2 separate regions of the Homo sapiens genome follow, and region 2 is linked to region 1. Evidence: chromatin loops called from intact Hi-C (ENCODE). Cell type or tissue: CD4-positive, alpha-beta T cell. All regions are shown on one strand.

What was found. A loop is a pair of places that touch in the nucleus more often than their neighbours do. Peaks named below come from ENCODE experiments on the same cell type or tissue, not always from the same donor. Only the 100,000 strongest peaks of a DNase experiment are listed, where the experiment ranks them.
Region 2: a loop joins it to region 1, with 2.5 times the contacts of the local background. A loop is called at or near these places in 6 of 110 quality-filtered maps.

The regions. Positions count from the first base shown.
Region 1 is chr14:65,949,072-65,951,571 of GRCh38, forward strand. No RefSeq gene overlaps it. Among named protein-coding and RNA genes, the nearest start is that of LINC02290, 160 kb to the right of the region's middle. In CD4-positive, alpha-beta T cell, no CTCF peak of the experiment used is centred here; a DNase peak (open chromatin) is centred at 1,340.
Region 2 is chr14:64,989,402-64,991,901 of GRCh38, forward strand. All of the region lies in intron 3 of CHURC1-FNTB (CHURC1-FNTB readthrough), which reads left to right. All of the region lies in intron 1 of FNTB (farnesyltransferase, CAAX box, subunit beta), which reads left to right. Among named protein-coding and RNA genes, the nearest start is that of FNTB, 3.8 kb to the left of the region's middle. RefSeq lists an enhancer at 1,127-1,246. In CD4-positive, alpha-beta T cell, no CTCF peak of the experiment used is centred here; a DNase peak (open chromatin) is centred at 1,020; H3K27ac peaks cover 318 bases.

The DNA.
Region 1 (2,500 bases):
ACAGCATTTTGTTCCCTCAGCCTTTAAAACATTTACTGACCAACTGTCATGTGCAAGGGAGGAGGAACCAATTATTGAGTGCATGCTCATTTGCCAAGCTTCATTTGTTTTATTTCATTTTGTTTTCCAATCATCCCATGAAGTGTAACTCGGTTTTGCGACGTGGCTTGCCTAAAGCCACACAGCCACCAGAGTTCAAGCTAGAGTATGGAAACAGTGTTGTTCTTAAAGGTGGTCTTTAGCCGGGCATGGTGGCATGTGCCTGTAATTCCAGCTACTCGGGAGGCTGAGGTGAGAGGATCACTTGTGCCTGGGGGGCAGAAGGTGCAGTGAGCTGAGATCGCGCCACTGAACTCCAGCTTGGGTGAGAGAGTGAGACCCCACCTCGATTCAAAAGAAATTAAACGAAAAAGGTAGAGGGCTTCTTGTCTACCCATATCTCCTTCATCATACCCCACAATTCTAATAATGCTATATATCCAGAGAGGTGCCAGTCTATATTGAGAAAATACGGGAGGAATTCAATTCATGTGTAGGCTTGGTTATGAGGGAAAGTCAGTTGAAGGAGCAGGTAGTCTGGGGTTGTAGAAAAAATACAGGTTTTAGCATCAGCTAGATCAGGATTCAAATTCTGGTTCAATCTCTTGCAAGCCAAGTGGCCTTGAGTGTGTTACCTAACCTCCTTGATGCTCCATTCCCTCATCTGCAAACAGAGATAGTGCTACTCACTTTGCAGGGAATAGAGATTAGAGAGTATGCAAAGCATGTGGCATGGTGCCTGGCACATAGCAGATGCTTAGCATAAGGCTTCCAAGATTATTTGAGCTGGACCCTGAAGGACAGGTGCCCTTTTCATCAGGAGGAGATGGGGTCAAGAAAGGACATTTCAGGTAGAAGGAACAGAATGAGCAAAAATGTGTTTGCAGGAAACCACAAGTAGTAGTGAGTCATTTAGCTTGATTCAAATGTAGAAAAATGTACATGAGAGATGGAGGTTGTAATGGCAAGTTAGAGAACAATGAGGACCTCAAATGCCATCTGCTTCTCTCCACTCCCACTGTGCTTCCTTGCCTCAGTCTAGAACAGCTTCCCAGGTTGCTCACCCATCTCCTCACCGTCAGTCTTGTTGCTTGCAATCCATTCTCCACATTGCAGCCCAGGTTTGCTTATAGTTTGGACTTCATTCAGCAGCCACAAGAAGCCCCTGAAAGTCTTGAGCAGGGGAATGAATAGGTCAGCACTGTGCTTTAGTTATGTTGTCCAGACAGCAAGTCCGTGTAGTGAGGATCACAGTGCAGCTTAAGCAGCATAGTCACCTTGTCTGGGCAGGCTGCCAAGGACTCTCCTCTACTTACCAAGTACAGTCCAAACTCACTCACATGCTCTGTGAAGTTCATCACTGTGTGGCTCTGGCTGCCCGGCCGTGATCAGCCACTGGACCACCTCACACAACACCCTGATCCCCAGATTATATGTAAACCAGGCTTCTCTTCCTTTCCTTCAGAATACCCTAAATGACAGATGAAAGAGACACAGACCTTGGGATCTGGGTCTGTAGCAGAAGGCAGAACCCCCTAACCCCGCTCGCACACAGTATTTTATTTTATTTTATTTTTGAGGGCTAATGATTTATCTTAAAAATTCATGTCAGCTAGGTGCAGTGGCTCACACTTGTAATCTCAGCACTTTGAGAGGCTGAGGCGGGAGGATTCCTTCAGGTCAGAAGCTTGATAATAATGTGGGCAACATAGCAAGACACTATCTCTAAAAAAAATTTTTCTTTTTTTTTAATTAGCTTGGCATGGTGGCACATGCCTGTAGTCCTAGCTACTTTGGAGGCTGAGGTGGGAGGATCCTTTGAGCCCAGGAGTTCGAGGATGCAGTGAATTATGATTGTGCCATTGCACTCCAACTTTGGTGTCAGAGTGAGACCTTGTATCTAACAAAACTCAATCAAACAAAAAAACCAAAACCAAACAAAAGAAAAAAGTTCATGTCAATTTTGTCTTCTATTATGTAACATTCATGCTTATTTTAATTTAAAAATGCCTTTACTTCCTTCTTGTATAGCCTATTTTACCCAAATATTTAAGCAAAATTAACATCCCTGAAAAGGCACATCATCCTTATTCCATGGCTTTGAGTACGCCTTGAACCCCAGCAGTGGCTTCCTGAGCATATCTAATTTGGAAAGCACCACCTTAAATGGTAGCTGTAGCTCAAATTTTCTCTCTGCTAGGGGCGCCATTCTCTTTTTGAGCTGAAGAATTCCTATTTATACTTCAAGATCCAGCTTCAACGCTACCTCCTTATTTAAAATTGATCAACTGATTAATTCAATAAAGAGTTCATGAGAGGCTCTTCCTGCTAGCCTGCCTGGCCCTACCCCTCCCATGAGAACTGACCCAGCCTTCCTTTGTATTTCCATAGCACTTTGTAATACCTCCACTGTGGTTCTTATCCCATGGCGTTAAAACTTAGTTTGGATGTGTCTGTTTGC
Region 2 (2,500 bases), 960 kb before region 1:
CGGTACTCTAGCCTGGGCAACAGAGTAAAACCCTGTCTCTTAAAACAAAAAACGACTATACTGATTTTGGTACTGGCCTGGGCAACATAGCAAGACCCTGTGTCTATTTAAGATGAAAGCTTTTCAAATTAAAAAAAAAAACAAACAAAAAATAAATGCTTGTTACCTGCTTCCTATCTGATTATCAGAAGACTCGGTTTATTTGTTAAGCAATAATTTGGTAATAGGAGTTAAACCTATAAATAGTGGAAGGAGTCCTTAGCTGTGAGTCGTCTGTTCCATTCGTTGATTCTCATTCATTCAGCAAATACTTGAGCGCCTTCTACGTGCCAGGCACTGTTCTAGACACTCGGCATAAGTTGTTAAACAAAAGAGGCCAAGTTGATGCCTTTATGAAACTGTTTCTAGGCCAATGAGGCAGTCAATTAAAAGAGTTAATATCTATAGCTATCTCAATATAAAATGTTAATTAGAAACGCTGTGGAGAGTAACACCTTGGGATAGAGGGGATAGGGTGTGTCAGGAATGGGTGGGGTGGGAGCAGGGGAGGTCTTCATATAAGGTGTTAAGGGGAACCCTCTGGTGACAACACATGTGATCTGAGACCTGAAGTCTCAGATGAGGGAGGAAGCCATCATGGATCTGGTGCAAGAGTATTCTGGGCAGAGAAAGCAGCAAGCACAAAGGACCAAGGCAGCAGAATGCCAGGTGAGCAGGGGGCTTAGCAAACCAGAGAGTAGGAGATGGGTCGGATCATGTAGGGTCTCATTGGCCTTTGGAAGTACTTTAAAATACCCTGACTGAGATGGAGAGCCACTTGGCTGTATACCTGCCATTTACTGCCCCAGATTCACTTGGCCCTTTTCTAGCCTGCTCTGTAGATGTGCCCCAGGAGGGGGCCCTGCACTGACAGGTTGCCTTGCTTTATGGCTGCGGGCCATGGGAAGTATTGCTGGGGGTGACCGAGAAGGAGAAGAATGAGACCACTGTATTTCTTCCCTCCTGCAGGCTTGTGTGGGGTGGGGTTTCCTTAGACTTAAGGTCACATTTCCTGTCATGTGCCTTCTCTGCGGAGCTCTTTGTCTCCCTCCCTCTCCATCCTTCACACCTTCAGGTCTATGAGGAGTTCAGGTACCCCTGATTTACCAGCTCCAGATACTGCATTTTCTCTTGTGGTTTCCCTACACCTGCCCACATCTTTGTAAATAGTTCCTTTATAAACTCTCCTCAAATCACCCACTTTGTGCCATCTGTTTCCTGCCAGGACTTAGACTGATCCATGATCAGAGAGTTTTGAGCAGGGGAGTGACACAGTCTGACTAGCATTTTAACAGGCTCATTTAGGTTACTGTCAAGAGTAGATGGTGGGGAGTGAGGGTGGATACAGGGAAACCAGTTAGGAGGCTATTGCAGTATCCTGGGAGAGAGGTGACGGTGGCTTAGCTCACAGTGACGGTAGTGGAGGTAATGAGAAATGGTCAGCTCTGGATATTTTTATGAAGGTCTCTACCTTGCTAAGCTGTTTTGTTAATGCAGATGCAGGGAGGGCCTTTCATGACACTAGAGAACAAGACATGGTTGTATTGTTAGTGCCTGCCTTCCTTATTGTGCCATCTGGAATCATCCCATTGCAGACACTCTGATTCAGGCCAGTAGGTTAATACTGATAGTCTCAGAGGTAGCAGCCTTGCCAAAAACAGGTGTTTACAAAAGATACTACTGTTTTTCTTTGAGTTTGTCTTTGAACAGAGGCAAACGCGTCCTCCACTTTAAATGGCATGGTGTCATTGAACCATTGGCATGGTTCATTGTCAATGAAGTGACTTGAACTCTGAGGGGAATATAAGAGAATTATTAGTCTTGATCCCTGCCCTCAAAATTCTTTTATCTTAGAGAGATAAAAAAGAATATGCTGTAAGGCCGAGTGCGGTGGCTCACTCCTGTAATCCCAGCACTTTGGGAGGCTGAGGCTGGCGGATCACTGGAGGTCAGGAGTTTGAGACCAGCCTAGCCAACATGGTGAAACCTCATCTCTACTAAAAAAATACAAAAATTAGCTAGGCGTGGTGGTGTGCACCTGTAATACCAGCTACTCAGGACACTGAGGCAGGTGAATCTCTTTAACCTGGGAGGCGGAGGTTGCAGTGAGCCGAGATTGCACCATTGCACTCAAGCCTGGGTGACAGAGCAAGACTCCATCTCAAAAAAGAAAAAAATAAGAAGAATATGCTATAGGCAGTCACAGAGTGCTAAATTATAACTGCTTTGCACGAGGATTTTGGGGAGTTGAAAAGCCATCTGTGTGGGCTGAGGTGGTCAGGATGACTTCATGGAGAACGTGGAACTGGGTGGGCTGTAAAAAATAGAGTTTGGGGCAGCCATTCAAGGAGGGAGAGCTGTTTTGAGGGAAGACTCAGGCTTGACTGGGGGCGTTAAGATGGCTTACCAGGAACGGAGGGTGCAGGTTGGATGTGGTAGGAAATGAGGTGAGCTGGGCGGG